Regions from separate parts of the Mus musculus genome. Here regions 1 and 2 are each linked to region 3. A link is a loop called in an ENCODE intact Hi-C map of the cell type or tissue named here. Cell type or tissue: heart. All regions are shown on one strand. Links, peaks and the distances in the headings refer to the core of each region. The heading gives the core; the rest is flanking DNA.

Region 1 (10,766 bases), core at 848-8,847, 110 kb before region 3:
TATGATTCAAAGAATTGACTGACTATGAGACTTACAGACTAGTCTCTCAAGATCCTCTCATTTAGAAACTTCTTAAGCCTGACCTGCCTGGCAACTTGTGCATACTTCAGTGTTCAATCCAGTACTGAGAATCCAATAACAGATCTTAGTTATTATGTAAACTTGTGAGCGCCCGACTCGCCAGCAAGAACGATGCCACAATAGGATCCTTCTGCACACGTTTATTGGGAGAGCATTGACTGCATAGGTGAAAGACCCTGAGGCCAGAAATGGTGCTGCTTATATAGGCCTAGGAGTGACGTGTCCATACCTGATTGGTTATGCTACCAGTACCTCATTAATATGCGTCGGGCCAGACTCTTATGCACATGTGCACATTGGTTGTTTACCCATAATCATGGGTGGTGGCCAGTGGTAGCCAGCGCCATCTTGTAATGGCGTTTGCGGCTTCCCACATAAACTTTTGTTAATGCATTCCAGAAATATTAGTAAGCACTTATGTGCCTCATACTATGTGAGGCATTAGGAGTAAGCAGCAATATACTCTGAAGTCAGACAGGATGTGAACTTTCCACAGACTGAAAGGTTTTCCATCCTATGACCGTGTCCGTGGGCCCATTTACTTTCTGTTCACCACAGTTTTAGAGAAGTTAGAATTGATGCCGTGATATTAAGTGATCACAATTAGTCTAGTGTGAGAAAAATGGACAGAAGGTCATAGAGGAAGAGGAGATGCAGGAAGACTGCTTCAAGTCCCACAAGGAAATCAAAAGCACAAGTGAAAGTAGTGCCTTACTGCCAGGCAGTGGTGATGCACACGCCTTTAATCCCAACACCTAGGGAGCAGAGGCAGTCAGATCTCTGAGTTCAAAGCCAACCTGATCTACAGAGAGAGTTCCAGACTAACCAAAGCTGTATAGTGAGACCCTGTCTTGCAAAAAGAATTTTCCATAAAGATATTTTTGTTTGTAATTCTTTTCTAATTGTATCCAGACTGAAATATAACTGTGTAAAATAAAACCAAGAATTCAACTTCCAAATATGTAACTTAAAGGAAAGATGAAGGGGGCATGGAGTGATGTTGAAACACTATATATATTTATACAGATTAAAATTTGACTAGCATTAATCATTGTTTAGATTAAGCTGTTCATTGTAACCACTAAGAAAAAACTTTTTTTCAAAAGTATCTAATGAAAGACACAATAAAATTTAGATGGTATAGTAGAAAACAATAAAAAATAATAATAAAATACTAATGGAGAAATAAACACAGTCTATGAGTTATCCATGTGTGTGTCCTGTAGTCACTGAAAGATCAATTCCAGTAGTCAGGAAGTCACCTTCATGGGGTTACAATGGACGATCATTGTGGTAGATAGTGTTAATTAGATTTTAGGGAGCAAAGAAACTTTTTCACAGTAAGAACTCTGTGACTCTGGAGAGATGGCACACATGGTAAACTGCTTGCTTTACAAACATGTGAACTTGGGCTTAATCTCCATGTTTAAAAAAAAATCACAGCATTTTCCTGATCGACAACTGATATGAGAGGACTCTGCTCATCATGAGTATGACATACTGGGCAGGAGGCACTGTGTGCCATGAGAAAGCAGATTGAGCAAGCCATGGGAAGCAAACCAAGCAGCACACCTCCTAGCCCCTGCTTCCATTCTTGCCTCAGTGCCTGCCTCCAGTTCTTACCCTAACTCCCCCCCTCCCCCATTATGGACTAGGGTCCTCATGGGGACTTACCTCCTCAAGTGGTTAGGGTTTTTGCTTTTTTTGTTGTTTGTTTGTTTGTTTGTTTTGGGGTGTTTTTTGTCATAATACTTCATCACAGCAATAGAAAGCCTAACTAAAACAGTAATCATTCTGATAGGGGTGAGATAGAATCTTAGAATGGTTTTAATTTATATTTGTCTGATAGCTGAGAATGTTAAACTGTTCTGAAAACATTTATTGGACATTTGTGTTTCCTTTGAGAACTGACTGCTTGCTTCATTAGCCAATTTATCCACTAGCCGTTCTGTGGTTTGGATATTTAAATTTTATAGTGCTTTATTTATTCTATATATCAACACCCTCGCCCTGTATGAGCTGGCAAAGACTTTCTTCCTAATCTATGGTATATCTGTTTGCTCTGCTGATAATTTTCCTTGCTGCATAGAGACTTTTAAATTTCACAAAATCCACTTCTTGATGAATAGGACTAGTCTGGGTTGTGGGAATTCTGTTAAGAAAGTTTGTGCTTATGCCCTTAACTTCAAGTATATTCCTTGTGTTTTGCTCAAAAATCTCAGTTTTAAATTAAGGTCATGTGGTGGACCAGTTGTTACAAACATGCTGGATTCTTAGAGAAGACCCAAGCACCTATTTCAAGGAGCTCACAACTGTCTGTAACTCCAGCTCCAGAAAGACCTAACACCTTCAGCCTCTGTTGGCATGTGCACTCACAGCACACACACACACACACACACACACACACACACACACACACACACACACACGAGAGAGAGAGAGACAGAGACAGAGAATATAATTACATCTTCCTCTGTGAACAGTTTGTATTGACTTTTGTATAAGGATGAAGATGTGGATCTCAGTTGATGCTCATTCTTCTGCATGTAAATATCGCTTTGTCAACGCCATTTCTTGACTAGCCTGCCATTTTGCAATGTATGCTCTTGATATCCTTTTCAGATTTAGGTAGCCATTGTTGTGCATTTATTAATGGGCTCTTTATCCTGTTTTATTGGTGTACATGTCTGTTTATGTGCCAATACCATGCTGTCTTTTTCACTATTTTTCTATAGCAGTCTAGGGTTGGGTACTAAGCTATCTTCAACAGTATTCTTTCTGTTTAGAGGGTTTTTTTTTTTGTTTTTTGTTTTTTTGTTTTTTTTTTGTCTATTCATGGTCACTTGTTTACATTTGATTACGTTTTTTTTAGATATCTAAGGAATGTCACTGGAATTTTGATGGGGATTTTAGTGAATATGCAAATTACTTTTATTAGTATAGCCATTTTCACTAAATTAACTCTGCCAATCCAGAAACATGAAATGCCTCTCTTCTATGTGGCTGGCATCTTATTTCATTTCTTTTTCAGTATTCATCATTTGCATGGTACTTTGGACTAATAATTATTGTTCACATTTCAGTATGTAGTATTGCAGTATTTTTTTAAATATCAAAGATAGTTTACACAGTTCATTTAAAACACAGTGAACATGTATTGCTGTGATTTGCTTTCTACAGTTAGGTAGAAAATTTCTCTCGGTGTCATATTGGCGAAAGACCTTCCATAAAGACAAACAATTGGGATGTGTCTTTTCTGGCTCTTTTAAATCATTATTAGTACTTTTATGTTATAAGGCATGCATTCAAAACCCAGGGGCCTAGGGTGATAGCTCAGCCTACAAATGTCTTGCCTTGTAAGCATGAAGACAAGAGTTTAACATTCCAAAATCATGCAAAAAAAAAAAAAATCTGGGTATCATGGCACATAGTTGTAACCTCAGTGCTGGAGAAGGGAAACCAGGAAGATCCCTAAGGCTAACTAGGTAGACCAGCTGGCCTACTTAAAGAGTAAGATATCTATCAACTGAGGAATGCCAGACTACATTGTCTTCTGACCTCCAAGGCTTGTGCACACATATGTACACAAACAAAACTGCACACACACACACGTGCATATAAAACTGTACACGTGCATGCATATAAAATGCACACAAAAGACTTATTCTCTTGTATGTAAATTTGCAAGAGAAATCCTTTCACAATTAAAAAATAAGATGTGTTTTGAAGTTCTATACAAATTAAATACATGGTCTGAAGTATTTTGCTCTCTTCTACTTAGAATCTTCTCAGTCAAATCTATAAAATGAAATTTCCAATTTACCTTTAAGGACACACTGAACTTGACTTGAGGCTATGTGCAATTCTTGCATGTCAGTTGATGTAATGGCTCCTGATGAATTTTCTGCTGTCCCCTTTGGGCTGCTCGGCTTCTCTGCACAGCTTATCAGTGAAGAATGGAAGGCAGGACTAAGCTTCTTTTGCCTACAGGTTGTTGTTATCTGAGAATAACACCAGCACAGGTCCCTTTCTTTTCATCGCAAGGGCCACAACTCTGCCCCCTGCGCCACTTTCTCTTCATGGGAATGTTTTTGATACTTGAAGAAGTCGTCACTGGGCAGAATGTTGGCTCTCCCTTCACGGGAACATTAAAAATAGAATGATCTTTATGGTTCTACTTAGACTCCACTTCAAGACCATTATGGATACTTACCAGCTTTTGTGATAGAATTATTCTGGAACTTTCTAAGATCTAGTGCTACATCTAAAACAATTCTTTCTAAAACTATTTTTTTAAAAAAGAGAGCCACAATACTGAAGAGATCCTCAGCAATTAAGTGTAACCGCTCACAACCATCCAACTTCAGTCCCAGGGAATCCATTTCCTTTATCCGACCTGTGCAGGCACCAGGTATACATGTGACACACAGATACACAAGAGATCAAAACACTCATACACACAAAATAAAAATTGAAAAATCTTTTTAGAAAATTTTAAAATAGAATCATCAAAATGGGAGCATTTGTGACTCTTTATCTCCTCAGCCAGTGGTTTCTCGAGGTGGCCCTGCCCATTTCTGAGAAGTTTCTGTCTCACGGCCGGTTTTCATCTGCGTGATTGATCTCCTGAACTGAGAGAAGATGGTCAAGTGGGGTCTCATGTAATGAGACTCATCTGTTTGGACATCAAAGCAAAGCTCCATTTTCAAATGAAAGATTCTCTAATAGACTTTGATCTCATAGTGTAAACAGCCACGGGTTCAAGGTAGCCTTCATTCTGAGAGGCCACGGGAACGCGCTGCTCTGTACTGTGTGCGGTGCAGAGATAAAAGTAGCCGCTGAGTAACTGTAACACAATCAAGCTGTCCCCGCGGTGGACTTACTGGCACATCTTTAAAAAAAAATGAATAAGCTGCATTTTAATATTTTGCTAAGATCTATCAATTCATGAGATTGTAATTAAGAAAATATTATACTTGGCAGAACTTTCTGCTATTATCAACCAACAGAAAAATCAAAGGAAACGCACGTTGTGTAATGTAATTGCTACAAATAGTGGCTATTTAAGACATTAGTGTAAGACCTGGAAGGATTCTCGGTGTGTTCGTGCACTTTCAAGAAGGGAAAATTGCAAAATTAGTTTCAGGCAATTTTGTAAGTGCGAACATTAAATCACGAAGAATAGTTTTTGTTCCTTCTACACATGGAATTGCTTTGTCTCAACAGGAGACAGAAAACCTCATAAAACTCAGTAGCTGGTTAGGTGCCGTGTCTCTACTCGACAGCAGGTGGCAGTATCGATGCATCAAAATGTCATTTAAGTTTTTTGTTTTTCGGTGTGTGTGGGGAGGGCAGGCAGTCCTGTTATCTGATGAGTGTTTAAATTTAGGAGACTTCTGAATTTAGAACTTATAATGAAATCTTATAATCTGAATTTTCTTAGCGTTCTTTTCTCTATATGTCCCTTCTCTGTTTAATAAGGGAATGTATTCTTGTTGTTCTCTTCAGACCTTGACAAGATTATCGTGTTTTAACACAAGAACAATATAAGCTTACTTTTAACTTTTTCCCCAGGCATATAACTATTTGGTGTTTGACGAAATGTGTGATAAGAACATACTCCGCCTAGCCAGTGCTTGGAGAGACGAAAATTTCAAACTCCAAACTTCTGCTTCTCACTCTTGTGGTTACATCTTCTTTGTAGAACTTTGATAAGTACCAATGAGGGATTCCATCTCCTTTCAGATTCCCGGAACTTCTTCTGTGGTTCAGAGAAAATGGAAGCAGCAGCAGCCGGTTTCTCAGCCCCGGGGGTCCGGACAGCAGAGCAAGGCTCGGATTAGCGCTGTTGCTGCTGAGATAAAGCAGATCCGAGCACGAAGGAAAACAGCCCGGATGCTCATGGTTGTACTTCTGGTCTTTGCAATTTGCTATCTACCAATCAGCATCCTCAATGTGCTAAAGAGGTAAAACCCGTGCGTTTATTTAAAAGTGAAGCAGCTTGGCATTTTAATTAAGAACTCTTTTCTTTCTAAACAGACAGACCCTCCTCTCCCTAGGGACTTTGTCTGGCCAATCAACTCGGTTGCTTGAGCTGATGGAGTTCTTTGCGCACTTAGGGCAAGACCAGCCTTCTAGCACAGACAGGAAATACACTCTTTCAGTGGATGAAGATTCTCAGTTGAGTGGCAGATAAAATGGTCGTTTTCCTAATCCCCTGTTGTTGACTGCTAAGGCTTAGATGAGAAAATATTTTAATAAAAATTGTTTCAATAACTAATTTCGTAAGTAAATAAAAGTCCATTGAACTTCTAAATTACTTCGGAAGTGAGTAAATGAGTTTTATAAAAAATTTGTTCTCAAATATTTCAACAATCCTATATTTCCAGTGAGCACAGGTACATCGACAAAACTCCGAAGCCGAAATGATTTTGACCAGTGACACGAACAGCGGATGCTGAGTCGCAGGTCCAGTGCAGGACATGAGTAGCCAGCTTTCTCAGGAAACATCAAAGCTGTTATACATACACCCACTGCGCCCAAGGCAGCCTTAATTCTGTTTATAAGAGGCTTCAAATTTAACCTGAAATTGCTCATGTCTCTTTTCCCAAAGTCAGAGTCAATATCATATTCCTCACAGCTGGAGAGACAGATAAGTTTGGCCAGAGTCAGACAAAAAGTGGTATAAACCAGCTGCGAAGACCTCTCCTCTTTGGCCTTTGTTTTTCCATTCTTTAAAGGTTTCCTCAATGACAAAGTAGAAAATGAACATTTGTTCAGAAAGAATATAGCCTTGTATGTTTTAAGGGTTTCGAAAACTCAATTCACAAAACAATCTACCCTCTGCTCCTGCCAAGGTTCCCTCTCGATTTCTTCCTCGCAGAAATCATACACAAATGTATTAAATGCATTGCTAGTTAGCCCCCTCCCCCACCCCATCCCCGCTAGCTAGCCCGGCCACCCCATTCCCCCCCCCCCACACACACACACACACACTATTAAGAACACCATAAACCAGGCAGTCCTGCTAGCAGAAGGGAATCCAGTGGCAGGCAACTTCCATGGCGAGGGGCGGGGTCGGGGTCAGGGTCAGGGCAGTGCCCAAGGTTCCTCCTCAGAGAATATGAGGGGGTAGTGGGAGGGTAGGGGCTTGTAAAGGTGGGACTGGGGGGAGGATGCCATCCAGATGTAAAGTGAACAAATAAGTAAATAAATAAATGAAAAAAGGGCATCATAATCATGAATGATAATGAATAGATTCATCCCTCCTTTCCCCTCCCCCTTTCCCTGTCCTCTTCTTCCCTCTCCTCTCCCTCCCCTTAGCCTTCTTCTCCCTCCCCTTCCTCCTCCTCTACCTCCCCCTCCCCCTCCTCTTTCCTTCTCCCCTTGTTTCTTTACCAATCCAGATCAAATATTTTGAAAATGGATTTAGCACTCTGTGGGATGCATATTTGAATTTCTTATACCTCTGCGCTTGCACCTCTCCCTCTAGTTATTTCCAGATGCCCTCTTGTCAATAATATCCATCTTATTATTCTGAATTAAATAGCTTCCTTTTCCAGGGTGGGAAAGAAATCTAAGTATAATTTAAAACTTTTTTAAAAAAGTTTTTGAGCAATCTGTGTGTTTTTACACACACACATTTTAAAATAACTTTGAAAATGTTTTTACTGAATACAGTTTTTTAAAAAGATATGTATTTAAATTTAATCTTGCCTTGAATATAAATCTTGCTTTCATTTATTGCTCATACAATGTAAAGTCCTACCTTTTTATTTTCTTGACATGTAAGCTATAGAATGTATAGCCTTGTTGGTTAAAACTAACTTCCTCAAAGGAATTTTAAAAAGTATTTATTTATTCCCTTTACAACCCAATATCAGCCCTTTCTTTCCTTCCAGGATCCCCTCCCCCACTCCACCATTCCACCTTCTTCCTGAGAAGGGGAATCCCCCCTCTGAGAGTCCTCCCACCACCACTAACACACACACACACACACACACACACACACACACACACACACATACACATCAAGTTGCTTCGGGACTAGGCACATCCTCTTCCACTGAGGCCAGACAAGGCTGTCCATTTAAGGGCAGGATCCACATGCAGGCAGGCAACAGACTCAGAGACAGCCCCTGCTACACTTGTTGGGGACCCTCATGGAGACCTAGCTGCTCTTCTGCTACATTTACAGGGGAACTCAGTTCAGCCTGTGCTCACTTTTTCAGTCTCTGAGAACCCCCAAAGGTCCAGGTTACTTGACTCTGTTGGTCTTCCTGTGGAGTCCCTGTCCTCTTCTGGTCCCTCAACCCTTCTCCCAATGTTTCTGTAAGACCTCGAGCTCCATTAAATGTTTGAGTGTGAGTCTCTGCATTTCTTTCTATTGACTGTTGGGTGAAGCCTCTGAAAGGACAAGTTTGCTAGGTTCCTGTCTGCAAGCATAAGAAAGTATCATTAACACTGTCAGGGATTGGAGCTTGCCCATGAGATGGATCTCAATTTAGGGCAGTCATTGGTTGACCATTCCCTCTGTCTCTGTTCTACCTTTGTCCCTGCACTTCTTGTAGGCAGGACACATTTTGGATCAAAGGTTTCCTGGGTAGGTTGTTACTTCTCCACTGAGAGTCTTGCCTGACTACAGGAAGTGGCCACAGTTCAGTTCTCAGCATCCACTTGGAAGCTCACCACCATCTACAACTCCAGTTAAAGAACTTCTTACCTCTGTAGGTACCTGGCTTTTACACAAGTGGTACCCAGACATGTAGGCATATCACCCACATGCTTAAAACAAACAAACAAATAAAAACATGCATGCACATGGTGGTATACCAACAGAAAGTTACTCAAGCACACTCAGAAACAAGATAACAGAAGGGAAATAAATATCCAGCTTGTCTCTTCTTGACAAGAGATTTGCATTTCCTGGTTGCAAGACATGGAGACTTTTTCTGAGCTGGGGGTTCTGATGGGTACAGGAGACCATTCCCAAGAGGCTATGTTGTCAGTACCTTTACAGAGGACAGAGTCAGGCTATTTCTATGATGTTTGTACTCCTTAGGATTCAATTATTTAAGACTCTTGATTTTCTGTTTCTGTTTCTTTTCCTACAGAGTATTTGGGATGTTCACACACACGGAAGACAGAGAGACTGTCTATGCTTGGTTCACTTTTTCTCATTGGCTTGTATATGCCAACAGTGCTGCAAACCCAATTATTTATAATTTTCTTAGTGGTGAGTTTTCAATGTTTCTTTGTTGAGCCTCTACTGAAGGGTGGAGTTTCTAGAGCAGATGCCCCGAGGCAATTCTAAAGTAGATAGAGGGCTTCATTTCTGTTTGAGCTGTGATTGCCCTTGAGTAGATTTGTGTAGAACGACTTATAGCTGTCTCTTGTGAGGCTATGTCAGTGCCTGGCAAATACAGAAGTGGATGCTCACAGTCAGCTATTGGATGGAACACAGGGCCCCCAGTGGAGGAGCTAGAGAAAGTACCCAAGGAGCTGAAGGGGTCTGCAACCCTATAGGTGGAACAACAATATGAACTAACCAGTACCCCCAGAGCTCATGTCTCTAGCTGCATAGGTAGCAGAAGATGGCCTAGTCAGCCATCATTGGGAGGAGAGGCCCTTAGTCTTGCAAAGATTCTATGCCCCAGTACAGGGGAATGCCAGGGCCAGGAAGCAGGAGTGGGTGGGTTGGGGAGCAGGGTTGGGGGAGGGTGTTGGGGACTTTCGGGATAGCATTTGAAATGTAAATGAAGAAAATATCTAATAAAAATTTGTTAAAAAAAAAGAAGAAAGAAAGAAAGTGAATACATGGCACCTAGCTTGTCAGAGAAAATGATCTAATCTTTTTCCTTGGAAAACTTAGAATAAATGTTAAAGGGAAAAATGGGTATCTTGCATGCCTTACGTTAAACTTATGTTGAAAAACACACACACAAGAAAATACTATGAGATATGATCTCATCTAGCCCATTTCTTCCCCCAAATTCTCCTCATAATCTGGCAAATGTACCCCTACTAATTTTATGTTTATTTTATTTATAAAGTTATCTGTAAGTTATGAGGGAGGGCCATCCACCAGCACTTAGAAAACCAACAAGTAGCCGTATCAGAATTGTGCTGTGATTAGCCACATCTTTGTACAGTTTTAGTCCAAAATGCTTGTTTCTTACTTTCATTTCTAACAATACAGTCATTTTATACATATATTTTTATTTGTTTTTAATTTTTTGTTATATATTTAATAAACAGTGAGTGTCTTCCAATTTCATATTGTCCCTTTTGGTTTGCTTGATTTGTTTAAGTACTTAGAACAGCCAGATAGGGATAGACTTTCTAGAAAGATAACTACAAATAGAAGTTTCTATTATCAGTCTCAAAAATTTAAAAACCAAAAAAGGATTTTAAATGTTTCTACCATGAATGCATAACAAACATTTACATCCATTTAATTCCTTTCAAGCCTTGAAAATTACATACATTTCCTAAAATATCTCATGGCAGCCTAGAAATATAATTTTTATAATATCGTGTATTAAAAAGTTATAATAGGTAAAAGAAAAGCACAACCAATTTTCTTCCTGGAAAGGGATTTTGTCACTTTGAAATAATCATTGCATACTGACTTGTGCTCTGACCTTTCACTGAGTAGCTGAGACCCAGAAAGAAATGGGGAGACA
Region 2 (10,766 bases), core at 849-8,848, 100 kb after region 3:
CCAGAATGCATTATTACCTATTCAAATTTTATTTGACCCTCAAATCTATCCACTTCCATAAGACCTGATACTCTCGTGTACCTAATTAGAACAAGTTTATGGATCTATGTTTTTTACTGTAATCGCAGAAGATGGAGAGATGGCTTAGCAATTTAAAACACTTGTTTCTCTACAAAAGATCTGAGTTTGTTTCCCAGCACCCACAAGAGGCAGCTCACAGCCATATATAATCCCAGCTCCAGGGAATCAGAGACCCTTGCCTATAGCTCAACTGGTACCTGCACTTACATGCACATGCCACCACACAGACACATGTACACATAATTAAAATTAAGTAATTGATAAAAACTTCAATTGCAAGAAAAAATGGAAAATGACTTAAATAAAAAGCAGAATAGAGAAGCTAGATTTTTAAAGGAACAGAGCAATACAGAATGAAAGTTTAACCTTGGAGAACTAGAGAAATCCACTAGGAGACCTGGCTGCTCTTGCAGAAGACCCATGTTCAGTTCCCAGCATATTACATTCTCTTGCTACATTACCTCTATGGGTATTTTGGACTGAAAGTCACATATGACTTGCTGGCAAGATATATTTGTATAATAGTGGCAGAAATTATACAGAAGAAACCAACCATTTTCTGCTTAGTTGTAACGCCCACTGCAAGGGATAAAACACATTTCTGACACTACAAAAATGGCCAAGAACTTGAGATAGAGATGTTAGGGGCCTAGGGGAAATTACTATTATTACTATTATTCTGCTGAAATATAAAAATAAAATGGCTCCTAATGGCATACTCTATATGCATAGATCAGGGCATTGTACAGCCTTCATCAGAGAAGCTTCTCCTTACAATGGATTGTAATTAACACAGAGACCCACAACTTTACAGTGTGCAGGAAGTGAGAAACTTTGGAATACTCAGTCCTAAATTGGATGTCTTAATCAAACTTGTGCCTGCCTGCAAGGCTCAGGGATCCAAGTGGAAGAGGGGACAGAAAGATTGTAAGAGCCAGAGTTGATGGATAGCTCCAAGGAAACACCATCTTCTGGGAATGCAGGACTCATAGAGTATTTATGAACTCATAGAGACTGTGACAGCAAGCACAAGACCTGCACGGGTTCACGCCAGACAGAGTCTGAGAACTAAGAAGGGACATAAAGTTCTACCCAAGAAGCTATTTGCAATTGATGCCTGCTGAGGAGGAGAAAATCAGTATTCTACAAAGGAGGGTCACTGGGTATATCACCAAACTCCAGGGCAGGCCCAGGAGTTATTGACAAAATAAAACAGATTCTTTGTCTGTCTGTCTGTCTTTCTTCCTTGTTTGTTTGTTTGTTTCTCCTCCTCCTCCTCCTCCTCCTCCTCCTCCTTCCTCTTCTTCATTGTTGTTATTGTTGTTTATTTGTTGGTTTGATTGACTCGTGAGTTGGGGGTAGCAAGGAGGAGGGAGGGAGAAATATGGAATTGGATGAAGTGAGAAGATCTTGGAGGAGTTTGGGAAGAGGAAAGAATATGATCAAAGTATATTTTAATAAAGAGACTTTAAATTTAAAAGGAAAATGTAAAAAGAACCAAATCCAACCCCTCTATGACTATGGAGAAATGACAGAACAGCTTTTAAGGGGTTTTTTTTTTTAATACAGTGCATTAAAATCAGAGCTTTCATATACTACAAAAGGAGCCTACCACTGAGCTACACACAGGCCTTTTAAATTTATTTCTCTATTGATTGTATCTAATTTTTTGACATTAACACAAATTATGATTTGTGAATAAATTAAAATGCAAGCCTTCATAGGCCTGGGTAATTTTAAAAGTCTCTATGTAGAATTGTTTTTTTTTTTTACATAGTTTTATTTTAGAATAAATGTTTTGAGGACAAGATTCACTAATTAATATTTACATAAGTAAATAGCATCCAAATGAGTTATAAAAAGGGTTCGAACCAACAGAAGAAATTAAAAACTCTTGAGTATTAATTTTGGGCTGAATTCTGATTATTTGGGAAAAGGAAGAGCGCTCAGATGGAAAGATGGCAAGTGTCTGGTGCCTTAACTACAATTTCCTGCCAGCTGAAGGATTACGAAAAACAGAAACATGGAAAAATAGAAACATCTTGAACAAGCACATCATGCTATTTCCACGTGATTGTCCACCACCAAGGGTCCCCAGAACAAATCATCCTGAGCACAGAAGGCAATTTGATGCCAAGGACAGTTAGAAGACAAATGTGTATAAAGGCATTCTTTTATACCTACATGTTTAAGTGTAGTGCAATCAAATAGAATATTTCCAGGGATAAAATTTTCTCAGCAAGGCAGCTGTAAAGGACTATTTGCCTCTCCTACATAGATTAACAATTGCCAGACTACTAGAAGGAAACCAGAATTCTAAAAGCTGCTTTTGTTCTTAGGATTTTAACCAGGCTGGCCAAAAACTTTCAAATTTGGAATCCAGTTAAAATGATCCAAATAGGCGATTTGATTTTGCCTCTCAAAAAACCACAGGTCACCTGCAAGTGACCCATGACGTTTCTGTGCCTGTGAAGTCTGGCCTCCTGGTTGAGTAGAAAAGAAAAAAATAAAAAGAAATAAAACTAAAAGGGAAGTGTGTACCATGGAGAAAGAGAAGAAAGGGTCAGAGAAAGTTACAACACAGAGTGAATAACCATAAAGCCAGAAAACTTGGAGGAGCTTGAAGCTGAGAAAAAAAAAAAAAAATCACAGCATAGGGGGAAGGAAGGATGTAAAAGCCAGCTGGAATCAGAGAGAGCAAGGAATCCAGGAGCCAACAGAAATCCAAGGACAGAAAGTATTGAAGATTGAAGGGAACAGGAAATTTATTGGAAACTCAGTTGTTTTTCCTTTTTTATGCAATGCAGTTCTATTCCAGACTGAATTCTACTCTCAACCTCAGGGAGGGCAGAAAGGAAGTCAAAATTCACAGTAGTCTTTCCCCAGCCTGCACTCTCTCATGAGCAGGAGCCAAGAGCTCAGGAAGAACACAGGAAAGGAACCTTGATAGGAGCACAGTTGGTAGCTGGTGGCTGCAGCAGCAGCAGCCAGCACAGAGCTTACCAAGATGGGGTGAAGGGAAAACAAAGACAGCTGGGAGCCAACCGCAAGGGCTGCTGAGTCAGAGCTTCCAGAAGACTCAATAAACTCTTCAAGTGAGTCCTCTCATGGCTATAGTGGAAACACGCCTGCAAACTGAATGTTCTGGAGGTAGAACTTCCTGCGTTCCCAACCTAACTCTGCTCTTCACTAGCTGCTGGCTATGAGCAACTTATTTAACCATTGTGTGCCATGCCTTTGAAATCTACAAAACAGACTAGTGAGATGATTAAATAAGCAACCAGGAAGCACCTGGGATGTACTTAACATCCAACAGTGGTAGCTATAAAAAGTGCTTGAAACAGGAAGCCCATACAAAATAATATGATTTGATTAAAGAGGATGAGGAAAATACAGAATTATTACACATTTTTATATATATATAAAACACCAAGAAACAGATTTCCTAATAGGATAGAAACTAAAACACAGCCCAGGGTGTCTACTCTTGTCTCAGCATGTAGATGTGAGTCATGCACATTCAGGAATCAAATTGTGACCAGATTTGACCTAAAGCTATTTGAAAAGTCACAGTGTAAGAATGGAGAAACTTGTTCCTGTGGGTTTACGGATGAGTGTATTTAGAACACATTCAGAAATTATACTAGTTTCGGAAAGTGGCACCAGTAGGCTCTTCTCTTTGATCCATGACCTCACTAGCAACTGGTAGGCTGGGGAGGTTTAGAGCAGAGATGAATTCCTCCCTACTGAGTCCAATTAGACAGCTGTTGGCTATCCCTAAGATGGGTCACTACTGCACTCTTGGGGATAGCTTGCTGAACTGTCGTTCGTTGTTTCGGTTCACAGGTTTCACAGTTGAATAGGACTATTGATTGCTTTTCTCCCTTGGCAGCCTGCATACACAGCACCCACAGAAACTGAGAGCCAGTCCTCAGGGGTGGGGCTTTGAGGCCAGATCCAGCTCAGTTTCTGCAAGTTTTGTATTTGAAGTGTGTGGTGTGGTCTGTTTTTCCCATTTCCTTCTCATACCACCTGCATCCTACTACCCTGATTCTAGCTTTCATCAAAGAAGCACCCTTCTGCAGTCAGAGACAATTTCAGATATCAACAACTAATCAAAATACAGAGGCTACTGACTATGGGTTGTCCATCTCCTGTCAACACAACCCTTACACCTATGACTCAGGAAACATCTCAAGAGGGGGCAGAAAGAGTTTAAGAGCCAGAGGGTCAGGATGTCTGTTATAATATAGTGCCTTCTAAATATGACAGGGATTCTGTACCCACGTTATCCCAAAAATATAGTCCCCTAAATAAATCCATTGCTGTGGCAATACCAGTTGATATGCCATGGCAATATGAATGAGGAACATCAAAGCCTCAAGACACCTGATAGGTTGTTCTATCCTAACTGGTCAGCTATAAACACATATACACATGAGCAACATTAAATGTACTCAGTCGATTTTATTTACATAGATGTACATACACAGATATATATGCAGCACTAATTAAAGAGGAGGATGTCATAAAGTTTAGAGGGTTTTGGAAATACAGGAGTTTTCAGTGAAGAAGGAAGGCTAGAAATAATATAGTACTCATATGAAATGCTCAAGTTTTTTAATTGAAAACCATAATCCATTTTTTTTAGGAGATGATAGTTCAATCTGTCAGCATTAAAAAGATGAAGCAACTTTTAAAGTAAGCAAATTCTTTATTGGAGACACAACAACATTTATTTAAATACAAAGTAGTAAAGTACACAAATGCCATTAGAGAATTTTGGAGTGGTGAAGATGATACAGATGGCTGGAAATAGTCTCTCTAATGGTCAATTTAAGCACTATCAAAACTAAATTCACCTAAAGATACTGAGTAATCAAGAACTGGGTTTTAAGAGATATTTATACCAAAATAACAGACAAACACAGAATATAAAAGTAGAAACATCTGCTAGCATAACACATATATGTGAAAAGAGTAAAAATCATACACATATATCAAAAAGAAGCAGCCAGTAGTGTGATGAGAGAGACAGATAGATAGACAGACACACAAAGACAGACAGAAAGAAACAGAACTAGAATATATCAAGAGTGGAAATTTCAAAGTAGAAATATGTTTTAAAAGTTGATCAATGAGCAATACATTGGTTGTATAATTTGAAATTCTGGTGTGGGGCTGCACATTGGGATGAATATAAATAACAACAAAATGTCTATTTTACAAAACTATAAAAATTATTTAAAAGGTTTTCATCATAAAGAAAATAAAAATGTTTGATATGTTTATTTTTATATATTCATTTAACAATTTTAGTCTACAGATTTTATCAAAACAACATATATAACCAGAACTTTGAGATCAGGGCTCAATAAAGAGATGAGACTAATAATAGTTGTAGTAGTTGCCAGCGTGTAAAAGGCTACAAAATGCATGACGTATGCGTGAAGATAAAGGGCAAAAGTAGACCAACAGAGTAAACCAAGCATTGTGTCAATGAAGAACCTGATTAGCTTAAGGTATCATTGCCTAAAAGACCAATCCCTTTAGAAAAGGAGTAATAATATACAGACTCAACTATATGTGTAATTTCTTCTTACTGAGCCTAATGCACAGATGAAATATAGTACTCATACCAGGAGGGCAAATAAACAAATTGAGTACATATATGCATATTGAGATTATCAATATGGAACTCAGAGCTACCCATAAGTATCTGCAATATAAATATTCACAGTAAGATAATGGACAAACCCAAAAACTAGCTTTAAAAATTGCAAAGAGATATTTTAATCTGAAATTCTAAAAGCTACAGTTAACATACTGCAGCTTTCCGGGGGATTTTTTTTTTCCCTTTAAGTAGCTGTCTAAAGATCATCACATTTCTTTACATGAGAAAGGGAAAAACTATTTATCACTTATCGAAACACAGGGGGCTGTTTATTATATTTTTCCAGAGAAAAGCAACCATCAAGATGTAGACAGATAAATAGATAGATAGATAGATAGATAGATAGATAGATAGAAGATAGATAGATAGATAGATAGATAGATAGATAGATAGATAGATAGATAGATAGATACCAAACCTTGGCTTCAGAGGAAACCAAGAAGAGACTTGCAGACCTTTTGACTACAACCTGTTGATCCAGATAGTGTAAAGCCATCTTAATTCCCTTTAAAGATTTATGAAATGGAGACTAAGGTGATGAATCATTGGTTAGGGGCTTACACCTCCCAGTCACATTCATGTTCCACTGATAAAATATCCTGGAAAAAAATGTCATTTAAGAGGAGAAAACGGTCACTTTCAGCTTACAGCTCCAAGTAATAGTTCATCATAGCAGAGAATCCACTGTGGCAAATCCATAGCACATCCATAGTCAACTGCAGAGGTAAGCAAATGCATTCGGGCTACTTGCTTCCTTGGGCTTAGATGCATTTCTCCACTTCTGCGATCCAGGGTATCCTTTCTAAGAATGGTGCTGCCCACAGCAAGCTGGGTCTTTTATATCAATTATTTATTTAAGACAATAGCCCACTTGCATACAGGCCAACCCAATGTAAGAAGTCCCTCATTAAGACTCTCTTTCCTGGTAATTCTAAGCTATGGCAAGGTGATAATTGAAGCTAACCATCATACTGCCCAAGCATAAGGACTAGAGTCAGAGTCCCAGCACCAACATAAATGCTAAGTGGCGAAGGAGGCTCACTTGTGATCCTTATGCTCAGGAGGCAGAGACAGAGGACAGTTCTAAAGGAAGCTAACTAGAAAAACTAGCAGAAATTGGTATGCTTTAGGTTTAAGTAGGAATTCCTGCCTCAATGTGTAAGGTAGAGAAAGACTAAGAACAACATTCGATGTTCTCCTTTAGTCTCCAAACACTTGCACACACATAAGCATGAGCGTGGGTATACACACACTCGAATACTTTAAACACACACATTCACACTATGCACGCATACACATATAGGCACCCATAAGAATTGTGAAACCTAAAATTATAGAATACAACAAATTAGACTGATCCCAAGTTAGACAAAGTTGAAGAAGGAAATGGGCAAAAGAGTATAAGAAGGAAATATACATACTAAACATGGAAAGGAAAGCATAAAAATACAGAATTGCTACACACCACTAACTAGACAAATAGAAATAGTCTCAGTGGATGTGATTGACAGTCAAAAAGAGTGTGAAAGATACTTTACTGTTGGACAAGAAAAAAAACAAATGGCTAATATTGTGTGTTAAGTGCTTTCCCTTGTAACTGCTGAGAAATTCACATTTTGCAGCGCTGTTATGTATTTAAATTATTTATTTACTTTTTTACTAAAATTATTTATGTGGTGTGTTCATATTAATATTCACGTGTAGCTATTGCATTAATATACACACACATGCTTAAAGAAGCAATAATCACCTGATCTATTAAAAAAAAAAAACAAGCAAATGGAGACGTGTGTATGCTAGACTATCACTCTAATCATTTTCTATTCTCAACCCTTCTTTAACACTTTGTGAGATTATTATTTCACTGTGTTTCCCATTGTCTCACTAAGTTGCATCCTTCTCAGCCTTCCCAGTACTTGAGCCACCAGACTGTTGTTCTCTCTTTAAGTTTTCTTAAAATTATATTTATTTATTTGTTTGTTCATTTATATATACATATGTATTTATTTGTTCATTTATTTAGTGTCTGTGGACTCTCTCTGTGTGTGTGTGTGTGTGTGTGTGTGTGTAGAGGTAAAAGGAAATTGATTCTCTCCTTATACCAGGTGGGTCACAGGACTCAACTGAAATCATCAGGGCTTGCTTGCCTTTGCCCACTAAGTCATCTTACTAGCCTTCAGACCAGTAGATTTTCAATGAAGAGGAGACTGAAGTGCATACACTTCCGGGTGGAAGAAAAGAAGTCTCCACCACAAGACTGGAAATGAATAAATCAGTGGCGGATGAGGGAAAGGGAGCAAATATGCATAAATATGCATTGACTGTGAGTAAATATATTTTATAACTATCCCATGTGGAGAAAAATGCATACAACCACAAGTACCAAAAGACAAAGGACAGCAGTAAAGTGTTGCAGCTTCACTTTTAATAAGTTATAACACCAATCATATTTATATTTTAGCAAGTCAAGGTTAGATGTTGACATAGTTAACAACTGGGAACATAATACAAACAGAATATAATTGACATGTTAATTCAGTGGGGAAATTAAAAATACAACCCAAAAAAAAAAAAAAAAAAAAAAAAAGGAAGGAAAGGGAACAAGTTAACAAGTAACACACAAAATAAATAAAAAGCAGTGAGGGTGTTTCTTTTTCTAAAAATTCATCTCCAGTCCTCTCAAGTTCCTTAGGAAGCATTCTAAAGCTACACGGTCACCAATAAAATGTATAAAACTTGCATTACCCTTTCACTAAGTTTAAGCAAAAATAGCATATATAGAGTTTAAAATCAGAGTTAGGTTAGGTTAGCACTAAATTTCACTAGTCTGATTAATTGATTTAAGAGACTCCTTCTAGCTCATCAAGATATTTTAAATTTCATACATACAGTGAAATTTCATAAAGGAGACAGGCTAGTCTAAGCATAAAGTCACTCAGTAAGATGTACAGGATGCTGTGATATATCAGGTACAAATAAATAGAGAAAGGAGAAACTTAACTTGTTTTCTAGCCTGTTATTATTTAGAATGGCATCCTTTCATGTAAAGAAGTTTCTATCAATCCCAACTGCAACCACATTAGCTCCTAACACATCTCCTGGCCCTATATGTCATCTTATCCTCCAAACTCTACAACACATAAGTTGTAAAGTTCCCTGTGGTTTATTTACAGCATTCAAATTTCGTTTGCATGTTTCCTTGACCAGCAAACCCTGCCTGGGACCATGTAATAAAAAGATGATTCCAACAGTAACAACAGCCAGTGGATGCTGGTACTAAGGCACTCATTCTCAGAAACTATGTATTATATACTATAATGTGCTAATCGCTGTTTTAAGACTGTTTTCCAACTATGTGATGCTTGGCTTGTCCTCTGCAAAGGTGAGCAGTCATTTATTTGTTTAGCAAGTACATACAAAACATCAGAACTAATCAGGCATTTTTGTTGAGTGAGGTAAATCCACTGATGGGTTGTTTCCTGGTCTTGTTGGGGTTAACATATGACTGAGAGTTATATGCCAAATAAGCATCAAATAAATAGATAATCCATATTACATACAGTAGTTCACTGTATGGTAATCTCAGAAGGAGTTGGTGAGAAAGTGACATTCAAATTGAACACTGAAGATGGAATAAAAGCTAATTAATGGAGAAATATCCTCTAAGATGGATGAGAAAATCAGAGGGAACATGGTTTGTAGAGACCTCAAAGAGGGCCTCTGTGGGGGAAAAAAGGGCAAGAATAAAAGTGAATAGTTTAAAATGAGATGAATGAAGGACTACTGGGGGTTCGTAGTTCTGTTTATCTATTTCTAGAAATAATGGAATTCACAGATGGTTGTGAAACAGGGTTAATGGATGACTTTACTTGAAATACAGAACCTCTCAACTGTGTATACAGAGGGCTGAAGGGGGAAAACAGAAATTAACAAGAGAAAGGCACAGTTGCCTCATACAGAGGCCACATAAAGCTAATTTAAAAGGGTAGTGCTGATGAACTTGGGAAATAAATACACTTGAAAGGATTTAAAGAATGAAATTCCAGGACCCTGTAATGCTTTGAAAGTAACAGAACGGAGCCCTCTGTTTGGAGCTTGTGGGGTGAGTTGTGAAGAGATTGCAACCGGAAATCTTGGAGAGAACCCACATGTGGGAAGTGTATTACTAAGTGTTTTGATTATCATGATAAAACGCCATGACCAAAATCAGCTCAGCCCGAGGAGGAAAGGACTTATACCTTATACTTCCATATCATAGTTCACTACTGAAGGAAGTCAGGGTAGAGACCAAGGCAGGAACAAATGCAGAGATAATGAAGATGGCTACCTCCTGGCTTGACTTTCATGGCTTGCTCAGACTACTTTCTTGTAGCACCTAGGACCACCTATCTTCTGCTCAGGGATAGCTCTGCCTTACAGTAAGCTGAACCACTCCATATCAATCATAAACAACATATCAGGCCCATCTAGGGGACACATTTTCTACATTGAGTGTTCCTCCCCTTACATGACTTCCAGAATGTATTAAAATTAAGTACGTGGGAGGACTTCTCTGTGCAGACCAGGGATGATTTTCCACAGAAAAATAGCCAGCAGAGAGAGAGAGAGAGAACATGGATGCAAGTTGGAAATGTGGAGTATCACTTTCTGTTAAGATATCCAAGTATAGACAAAAGCTCAGAAGTGAGAAGAGGATATAAAACCAAGAACTGGGATATAAACAATAGCCAGGAGGGTGAGAGGAGATAAGCCATAGGACAGACAGGCATGATGATCCAGACAGACAGAAGCCACTGAGCTCAGCAAGGACACAGGAAAAAGAGACCTGGACCAAGTACATGCTTTGTAAGACATAACTGAGGGGCAAATGGAAGTGTCTCAGTCAGAAAAGTTGGCGGGTGTTAAGATAACTTAGAGCGTCTTCCAGAAAAGCACATAAGAGTCTGAAAGCCGTGACCTTACATAGCCTCAGCAGTAATCTTCGAAGCTCTCATTTTCCCCGAACAAATCA
Region 3 (10,766 bases), core at 1,285-9,284:
CCATTTTGTAATGATTCATAGCCCTCCAGATGACTACTATTAGGTATCATATCCAATATTATATAGCCATACCAGTGCCATGTTGTCCAAACACAAACTGGACATTACAACCTTCTGTTCCAAACACCGTGGCTCTTCCATATTTCAAGGAAAGTGGTTTTAGAAAGAAGAGTGCAATAGAGGATAAGACAGTGAAAAAGCTAAAGTATCTAGTATGATGGGTGTAAGGCAGCATCCAACTAGTATGTTGGTGGATGGTAGCATCCAACTAGCATGATGGGCATAAGGCAGCATCCGACTAGCCTGTGGATGACTCACTCTCAGGAGATATTCTACAAGGCTCTCCCTAGAGAGCGATAACACACACATACACATACACACACACACTCTTAAATAAGTGAGTAAATAAATACATAAATTTTAGGAATGAAAAGCCAACAAATATTCCCACTAGTGGGAATTTAAATTGAAATTTTATGATGAACAACTATATCAATATCCAGTATCCTAAACTTTCTTTTTCTTAACTTTTTATTGATTCTTTGTGAATTTCTCATTATGCACCACAATTCCACTCACCCCCCCAATCTTTTCATAACCACTGTCTACCTTGTGACCTCTCCCCATAAATAAAATAAAATATGATAGAATAAAAAAGTCATAGTAGTGTGTCACAGTGTGTCACACAGTATAAACTTTTGTCCATACATCTATACTTGCAAATGTTCATTGCAATGGGTCATTGGTCTGTTTTGAGGCCTTTGGTTTCGATACTATATCTATACTGGATCTTCATGGGATTCTTTTGGGATAGCTTGTTGTTGCCCTATGTCATGGAGTTCCTGCAGCTTTGAATCTGCAGGACTGGCCCTTCCACACTCTTTAGCAGATCACAGATGGGGTAGATGTTGGGGAGGCCCAACCCAAAGCCCTGGATCTGGGCCTGGAAAGTAACTCAGTTGAACAACCTGCCACCTTACTTGCAATTGCATCACCATGCAGAGCCCTCCAGCGCCGCCCTAACTAATGCCACCTAATGCCACAGCTGCCAATAGGCAGGGCAGCTCTCCTGCTCTCACTTCCTTGGGGCTAGCTCACCTGCACCTATGCTGCCAGGGACAGCTCTACTGTGCTGTCTAGTTGAGATACAGGGCTCACTCTCCTGAGTGCTACAGCCAATGAGGGTCAAGGCCAGCACTCCAGTTCTTATGGCCTGGGGCCAGCTCTCCCACCTGCCATAACCAGAGACAGGAACCAAGAGATTCTTTATCAAGGGCATCCTGTCTTGAAATATTTAACACATCATGTGTAGATAATTAGATGATTAAAATCAAATAAATACATGCAAACATCTATGGAAACTTTACCACGTTTTTAAGAAGGAAATTTATAAAACAATTAAAATGTCACATAGTAAGTAATTTAAATTGTGTCTATAAAATTGAATGATAAATGCTACAGAAACTTAATTAGGGGAATGAAGTTGGTTTTGAAATGATATGCACTATACAGAGTCATGATACCACCTTCTTAATGTGGTATCATGTATATATCTTAATGATATATATATATCAACATGCTAACAATATTGGTAAGCATACATAATATGGTTATTCATAATTTTTATTTCAGAGTTTCATGAAGCCAGGCTGCTTTGAACTTGTAATTACATGTGGCCTTAAACTTCAGATTCTATTGCCTGATTTTCATGTGATGCTGAAAACTGAACTCAGAAATTCTGACACGTAAGTAGGTCACTCTAGCAAGGGAACTACATTCGCAGCCCACATAAAATATCTTTCACTTTAATCCTGTTTTCTTATTTTCAGTGACTCACGGTGCTCAGTGCAGATAAAGAAACAGAAAACAAACCAGCTTTGTGCAAACTGGTTAGTCAGGGTAGGATATTAATAAATACATGGGGATGATATTAAACAAAACCCCTGAATTTTCCAGGTAACATTATTTTGTACAGACTTGTATCTTAGGAGTCTAAGAGTACAAGAATGACCCAGAAAATGTTCCAGGAAAGACAGACATAATCTGGGTAAAAGGTGAACTGGAGACAGTTGCTTGCCTCTTCTCTAGTAATCAGATTGGCTCTGGACACAGCTCGAAGGAAGCTTTAACCACAAAGTGGATCCAGAGTTTAAGTAAGCAGTTTTAAACAGAGTTCATTCTTTATGTTATCTGTGAAGAGAAATATATTATTAGATTCCATGCTGGGCATACTGGCACACATATTTCATCCTAGCACTCTGAAAGCAGGTGGAACTCTGGGAATTTTAAGCCAAATTGGTCTATGTAGCAAGTTTCATGCTAGCAAGGCTACATAGTGAGACGTTGTCTCAAAAATCAAGTCAGGACAAAACAAAATCCCTCAAATATTTGAGGCCACTGAGATGGCTCATCTGGTAAAGGCATTTGCCACAACCCTGATTTTGAATCCTGGTCCCACATGGTAGATAGAAAAAAAAAAAAATCCAAAACTTTGTTCTCTGACCCTCACATGTGTGCCATGAGAGAAGAATTGCTCCCCATAAATAAATGTAGCTAGGGTTGGACAGATGGCGCAGGGGTTAAATGTGCTTCTTGTTCTTCCAAAAGACCCAAGTTGGGTGCCAAGAAACCCACATTGAGCAACTCATGACTACCTGTCACTGCAGCTCCAGGAGATCAGAGGTTTGCTTCTGCAGCTTCTGCAGCATGTGGCATACAGACACGGTCACATACACATAAATGTAAATAAAACAATAAAATTGAGGGGGGCTGGAGAAACAGCACAGTATATAGGAAGCTCCTTGCTCTTTCAGAGGACCCAGATTTAGTTGCTAACACCCAAGGCAGGTGGCTCACAGGTTGTGACTTTAGCTCTAGGACTTCCAAGACAGCACCCGCACAGACATGGTACACAGAAACTCACATGGCACATGTTTATGCATAAATAAATGAACAAATCTATAATAAATTTTAAAATCTTTTTTAAGAAAAGTAATATGACTTTGGAATCTATTTAATGTCTTTTAAAAGTTCTTAATTCTCAATTATATGTACTGCCCAAATAATTCTCCTAAGTGAAGCAACCCACTCACAAAAGAACTCACATGATAAGCACTCACTGATAGTGGATATTAGCCCAGAAGCTCAGAATAACCAAGATACAATTTGCAAAACACATGAAACTCAAGAAGGAAGGCAAAAGTGTGGATACTTTGATCCTTCTTAGAAGGGGGAACAAAATACCCATGGAAGGAGCTACAGAAACAAAGTTCAGAGCAGAGACTGAAGGAATGATCATCTAGAAACTGCCCCACCTGGGGATCCACCCCATAAACAATCACCAAACCCAGACACTATTGCAGATGTCAATAAGAGCTTGCTGACAGGAGCCTGATTTAGCTGTCTCCTGAAAGGCTCTGCCAAGTGCCTGACTCATACAGAAGTGGATGTTCACAGTCATCCATTAGATGGAGCACAGGGTCCCCAATAAAGGAGCTAGAGAAAGTACCCAAGGAGCTAAGGAGTTTGCAGCCCCCTAAGAGGAACAACAATATGAACTAACCAGTAACTCCAGAGCTCCCAGGGACTAAACCACCAATCAAAGAAAACACACGGAGGAACTCGTGGCTCTAGCTGCATATGTAGCAGAGGAAGGCCTAGTAGGTCATCAGTGGGAGGAGAGGTCCTTGGTCCTTTGAAGGTTCTATGCCCCAGTATAAGGAATGCCTGGGCCAGGAAGCAGGAGTGGGTGGGTTGGGGAGCAGAGGGAGAGGGGAGACGATAGGGGGATTTTGGAGGGGAAACTAGGAAAGGGGGTAACATTTGAAATGTAAATAAAGAAAATATCTAATAAAAATTATTCTCAATTATATGTTCTGTCTAAATAAAAAGCTTTCAATGGGCAGTTGTGACAACTAATCTCTATGGTCAACTTGGTAAAAATGTAGAGTAACACAGTGGCCATGCCTTTGAAAGATTATGCTGATTAAGTTTATGGGGTGGGAAAACCCACCATGGGTGGCAACAGTCCATAGGCTGCTGTCCTGAACTGAATTAAAAAGGAGGAAGCACACTGATCTTCCATGGCTTTCCTCCCTGACTTTGAACACGATGTGATCAGCTATCCTGGCTGCCGATGGCCATGTTTGTCTTACCGTGATGTGTGCCAAGATAAACCTTCTCTTCTGTTGCTTGTGCCAGGTATTTCCATTCAGCAACAAGACAAGTGATACCGTAAAGCTGTGCTGGTACTAAATTATACTCTCTTACAATAGCCAAAAGGGAGAAACAAAGAAAAAATCCATCTCTGAAGAGTGGATTAAAAAAGTAGTACCTATATACAATGGAATGCTATTTATCAGAAATAAAATGGCATTGTGTCATTTGCAAAAACACAGATGGAACTGTAGATCTTTACAACAAATGAAGAAGAAGGAAAAAAAAAACACAGGAAGAAAAACACCTCCAGATCATATGTATATGCAGCATACACAAAAGTGAATTTCATAGGACAGGACAGTAGAGTGGGGAGAGTGGGGGGTGGGGCGGCTTTGATCAATGGCAGTAGGCTTCAATTAAACAGGAATGAGAACTATTTCAAAGTATGTGATTACAGATAATGATGGTAAATGGCATACATTAAAAAGACAGAGAGGGATTTTTAAGTTTAAAATGATGAGTGTTTGAGAAGACAGATATACCTATTGCAATGTAAAGGCTGCACAGTGCTAGCCCATGGGTGGAGGCACCTGTCTGTAAGTACAGTAAGTACTGGGGCAGGGGGCAGTACAGCTGGTGAGCTGTGGAGCTCAGGGCTTTCTAAACTACGTAGAATGACTTACAGCAAAAAGTAAAAGAAAACAAATAAAACTCACAACATATAGAGACATTTTGAAACACTACATAATACCTCATATATATTCATATAGATAGATAGATAGATAGATAGATAGATAGATAGATAGATAGATAGATATCTCAAAAACATATATATATGTTTAAGACTATAAACAACAAATACTACATTCTTTGACTGCTCCAAATTTACTGCAGAAATGTCTAATTGTATGTATACCAAACACATAGACAAATATAGAACAAACTAAGAAAAACAGCATTATTTGCTCTACTGATGATTTATCACATATAGGGGGAATATGTTTAGAATTTATGACTGAACTTGGTGTATCATTATGTGTAGTTGATGCACAGACCACTTATCTTTACTTCAGGAAGATGAGCAGCATTAGGATACTGTCCTGTCTCTCACTAAACACAAAGCTTCGCTTAGGACAGGTTCTTGATGGCTGTATATGTACAAGGCTGTGTGTGTGTGTGTGTGTGTGTGTGTGTGTGTGTGTGTGTGTGTGTGTGTGTGTGTGTTTGTGTGTGTGTGTGTGTGTGTGTATTTGTTTGTGTGTAGTACATGCCAAACTATTGTGATACCATAATAAAAACAAAGTACTTATTTTTACATCTCAGAAGCAATGTCCATCTTGAGATGAACAGCCACGTGGTGGCAGTGTAACATCAGAATCCCCCAAGTTCGACACCATTGCATACACTAGCAAGGTTTTGCTGAAAGGACCCAGATAGAGCTGTCTCTTGTGAGGCTATGCTGGGGCCTGGCAAACACAGAAGTGGATGCTCACAGTCAGCTATTGGATGGATCACAGGGCCCCCAAAGGAGGAGCTAGAGAAAGTAACCAAGGAGCTAAAGGGATCTGCAACCCTATATGTGGAACAACAATATGAACTAACCAGTACCCCCGGAGCTCGTGTCTTTAGCTGCATATGTATCAGAAGATGGCCTAGTTGGCCATCAGTGGAAAGAGAGGCCCATTGGTCGTGCAAACTTTATATGCCCCAGTACAGGGGAACGTCAGGGCCAAAAAGTGGGAGTGGGAGGGGGGAGTGGGTGGGGGAGCATGTGGGGTACTTTTGGGATAGCATTGGAAATGTAAATGAAATAAATACCTAATAAAAAAATTTTAAAAAAAAGGAATCCCCCAAGTTCATGTCTTGTGTTTACAAGCCACTGGGTCCCAGTCAGAGTGGATAGCTAATATGTAATACAATCCATCAAATAAACAACCTTCTTAGGTTCAAAATAAATGTAAGACTAATGAGGCTGCAGAATGTATAAGGCCAAGGCTAACATATTCTTTACTTCTTCCTCTGACTTGAAATATTTATTAACCAAAACTATGACATAACCAAAACTAGACATAAACTCCCATGGAACTTTAAGTTAGAAATAAAATATATTAAATCCTGTGTCCTGTGTGGTAAGGGTAACCTACCGGAATCCAAAGAGAAGCAATTTTCCCAGGGCCCGAAACACGAATAAAGCAAAGCAAACTAAACAAAAATCTTCAGCTGGAGCACTGTGACTATCCCCCTTCCAATCTTTCCCTTACTAATCAACAAACCCTGTGGCCTCACTTGAGCTCTGCAGATCTGTGTAAAATGGACATTCATAGCCCTTTCTGGAAAGTAATAAATGGGACAAGATATATCATAAGCACATTGCTTCTTTACTAGAACAGTAGGTAAATTCTGAGGCATGCTAAGTTTTACAAAATACCAGATGCTCAAACCATGCAGACATACTAATTAACTATACAGACATACTAATTAAAGAAAAGTTTATCCATAAGTGGTGCTTAGAAATAATCCCCCCAAAATATATGTGTGTTTACATAATGGAAGTATAACAAACAAATCTAAAAGCGTCCCATTCTGTTTCCAACACATCCCATATAGTCTAAGCTTTTAGGTATTGAAGTTATTAAAGACTCAAACATTTTGGCAATGTAAATTTTTTGAAAAAAAAATCTATTCTTTTGTTCTCTAAAAAATAGCATCCTTTTAAAATCTACACAATGTTAGATTTAAAATACTATTTCTAATATTGAAAATTATTCCCCTTTAAGCTCTCACCTTTTTTACTCTCTTCTCTAGCCCTCCTTCTCTCTCTCCCTCTGATCTCAGAAAATATTGACATAGAAGGGGGAACCCCTCTCCATGTGGCCATGGTCAGCCTCTCTCTTTCTACCTTCTCTATTTCCCCCTGCCTTTGGAAATTATTCGCTTTGGATTAATATTACCCAGGGCTAAGTGTTCATACAGGATAAAATCACATAACTGTACTCACTGGACAAGGAGAGATGGCTTAGTGGTGAAGTTCCTCTTCCTGAGTACATGCGTTTGCATCCCAGCACCCATGTTGGCTGGCTCACAGCTGCCTGTAACTCCAGCCCAAGCAGCTCTGATACCCTTTTCTGGTCTCAGGAGGCTAAGATGCAACACACACACACACACACACACACACACACACACACGCACACGTGCACTTAAAATATATTAATAAAAAAGACCATTGCCATTTTCTGGTAATTTGGCTCTTCATTTTGTTCATCATAGCCAGTGTTCTCTCTCATGCATAACTGCAGTCACCAGTATAATCATTTCTCTTTACTAATCCAGATATCACTAATGGATCACAGCATCCTTTTCAATAAGCCCAGATCTTACCAAGTAATGCTTTTCAACAATTTAAATCATTACACCATGTTGAACTAGGGTACCCCAGACAGAGAACTCACATTTGCCATGCAACTATATAGTGAAGATGATGTCATACCATGACAACCATAGAAGGTAAACAACTGGGACACATAAATAATTCTCAATGTTTTGACCAACTGATATACTTCTCAATACTAGGGTATCAGCCATTCTGTGTACATGCATGCATGTATGTATCTACATTTAGGAATGAATATGGTCATCACTAAAACTTTCATATAACAGACATTGAATTTTGAAATAGAATTTCTTAATCTTTCCACTTGTGTTCTACAAATAGGTTATATCATACTTTCACTACTCATATTAAAATATAATAGTCATATTGGAATTAAATTAAAGATATTAATATATAAAAATTAAATTTCATATTAATATATGAAATATATATACAAGGAAGCTGACCATTTCTGTAAGGCTGAGAAAATATCAAAGATATTAAGAAATACTTATTAAAGCTTACTTTTCACAGGGATTGTACACTTTACAATGGAAAAAGTGCCAGAGTGCCATGTGAAGTGGCTAATAACGCATGCCCATTTGATGGATGAGCAAAGTGAGGGTCTGGAGGGCAACCGGTATGTGCCACTTCACATGGTTAGAATGAGACAGAGAAAGGAAGGGCTAGTTGTACACTGGGGCTAATAGAACTGGTTCACAGTCATCATAAACTAAGGGACAGGCCCTGCCAAACCCCTTCACACCCATCCTTCTCTGACCTGAAACATCTCTCTGGGATGTGGTGTGAGCTGAGAATAGAGTGCTGACAGGTGAGAAAGGCCCCTTTCCTTGGGAGACTCCCTTCTTAGCAACATCATCGAGACATTCCAGGAAAAACCCACGTGCCCCATTTCTTGTATTTTTAGGAGGATAGCCCAAGAAAATCTCTTAAAACGTTGACATAGTTGTGCTCAAGGTTGGACATTCTTTGTACTAATTCTTGTAAGAGTAGATATCAGTTCCTGTTTTAAGTGCACAACAAGGAGAAAACAGTTAATAATTTATTACTAGAGACTAGTATGACACAATTAATACTTTCAAAGAATATTTAGTGGTTTTGATTTTTAAGTAAATAAAAGGTAAAATAATAAGATACTCTGGTATGTATTGCATTTCCAGACTATAATAATAGCAACTAGTAATAAATATATATTATAATATTAATATACATTACACATATATTACATATATTGTTTATATATCAACATATTTAATACTATACATTTTAATATGTTATAAATATAATAATAATAACTAGTATATAGCTGTATTTTCTCTATAATAATTACATATTATAGGTACTTAGGGCAATGTTTGCTTTTTTCATAATTTCCTTCTTCTGACAGTACAATAACCACAGAGTTATTTTGATCTACCTCAGCCTTTTACTTACTGAATTCAGTTCTGCTTATTATCTCTTTTAGTGTTGCCTATTTTCTTTTTAAATTTGTGTATATCAAGTGGACACTACAGTGAGCCTGACTGCAGCACTTCACACATGTACATAACATACTTTAGTCACGTCCAGCTCCCTTCATATGCCTGTTCCCCCACTGAAGAAGCAGCGCCTGCTTTTCTTCTTGACTGACTCTCTTCATTCCTCATCCACCATCCATGGTTTTCTAGTATGTTAATAGGAAATGACTAGACCAATGTCCTGTAAACACAAGGATTTTCATATATGCATGGTTTCAGTTAATAAAGATAAGGTATATATATACCTGAGGTTTCATATTACTAATTCCTAAGCGATAACTAAAGTTCTGGCTGCTAGTGCACACTTCAGAAGCAAGAGACAGACCTGACATAAAAACATCTCACTTGGTCTCTTGCCCTCTTAGTCTCTTGCCTTATTGCTCCTGCTCTGTCCCCTTACCTCTTCCCCACCCTCTCCATGCCCTCATAGCTAGCTTCTACTCTTCTACTCTCTCTCTCTGCCTTTCTCTGTCTCTACTACCCTCTTGACTCCCCTCCCCATGCCATGAATAAATTCTATTCTATATAATAATAATAATAATAATAATAATAATAATAATAAACCTCTCATATGTCAACATGGAGATGTTAGAAAATTCTACTTCCTGACTTGCTCATTTAAGAGTCAAAAATAGTCTTAAGTTCTAGCTTGAGGATTTCTGTGCTCTGTGATAGAAAGTCAGCATCTTCCTTTGTGAACACCAAAAATGTGCATCATTTCATATCCCCAAAGGAAAGTTAATGCATAAAAAAGTTTAGACACCCAATCATTGTAGCTTTCGCCAAAACCGTTTCCTCTCCCTTCAGAGCCCAGCTACACAGCAGCCCTACTGTGCTTGAGACTGTGAGACTGTGTAAGCAATGGTGTACATGCAACTCAATGTGTGTCGTTTCTCAAACAGGTGTTTTCAGAAACTGTGGCGCTTTTTCTTTTCAAATAATCAAATGGGATGACACGGGTGCCTTCAGAAATGGAGAGCCATGAGCAAGAAGACACGGGGGTTCCTAAAGGATCATGTGTGCACAGAAATAAGCAAACGGCATAAAAGTAGGTAAAGCAAAATACTGTTTGAGCCATTATCTGGCTTGATCTGTAGTATGATATAAGGATATCCAATTAGAACACAGTTACTGAGGTCCTAGCTACAGTCTGCCTTTGGCTCATTCCTTTCTATGTTCTACATTCTTTGTCTCTTCCTTTTTTATGGTCGCTCTTTTGTTAATTGACTATTTTTATGATTATGTATTGTCTAGAATGGTAACTTAACATTTTGACTTCTAAGTTATTTTGTGGTTGCCTCTTGCTATAATGCCCTTATTTATTATTATTATTATTATTATTATTATTATTATTATTATTAGATATTTTCTTTATTTACATTTCAAATATTATCCCCTTTCCTAGTTTCCCCTCTGAAAATCCTCTATCACCTTCCCTCTCCCCTCTCCCCAACCCACCCACTCCTGCTTCCTGGCCCTGGCATTCCCCTATACTGGGGCATAGAACCTTCACAGGACCAAGGGCCTCTCCTCCCACTGATGAACAACTAGGCCATCCTCTGCTACATATGCAGCTAGAGCCACAAGTCCCACCATGTGTTTTCTTTGGTTGGTGGTTTAGTCCCAGGGAGCTCTGGGCGTACTGGTTAGTTCATATTGTTGTTTCTCCTATGGGGCTGCAAATCCCTTCAGCTCCTTGG

Evidence for each region. A loop is a pair of places that touch in the nucleus more often than their neighbours do. Peaks named below come from ENCODE experiments on the same cell type or tissue, not always from the same donor. Only the 100,000 strongest peaks of a DNase experiment are listed, where the experiment ranks them.
Region 1: it touches region 3 in a loop (7-fold over the local background); 10 of 42 quality-filtered maps call a loop at or near these places.
Region 2: a loop joins it to region 3, with 6 times the contacts of the local background. A loop is called at or near these places in 6 of 42 quality-filtered maps.

The regions. Positions count from the first base shown.
Region 1 is chr9:76,231,450-76,242,215 of GRCm38, reverse strand. Hcrtr2 (hypocretin (orexin) receptor 2) reads left to right here. Exons shown (of 8, transcript NM_198962.4): 5 at 5,827-6,047; 6 at 9,195-9,316. Among named protein-coding and RNA genes, the nearest start is that of Gfral, 23 kb to the right of the region's middle. In heart, for the core only: a CTCF peak has its summit at 5,360 (motif pointing right); no DNase peak of the experiment used is centred there; H3K4me3 peaks cover 1,653 bases; H3K27ac peaks cover 1,501 bases.
Region 2 is chr9:76,016,780-76,027,545 of GRCm38, reverse strand. All of the region lies in intron 1 of Hmgcll1 (3-hydroxymethyl-3-methylglutaryl-Coenzyme A lyase-like 1), which reads right to left. Among named protein-coding and RNA genes, the nearest start is that of Hmgcll1, 7.2 kb to the right of the region's middle. In heart, for the core only: a CTCF peak has its summit at 3,883; DNase peaks (open chromatin) are centred at 3,035 and 3,935; H3K27ac peaks cover 630 bases.
Region 3 is chr9:76,117,845-76,128,610 of GRCm38, reverse strand. All of the region lies in intron 7 of Hmgcll1 (3-hydroxymethyl-3-methylglutaryl-Coenzyme A lyase-like 1), which reads right to left. Among named protein-coding and RNA genes, the nearest start is that of Gfral, 90 kb to the left of the region's middle. In heart, for the core only: a CTCF peak has its summit at 5,508 (motif pointing right); no DNase peak of the experiment used is centred there.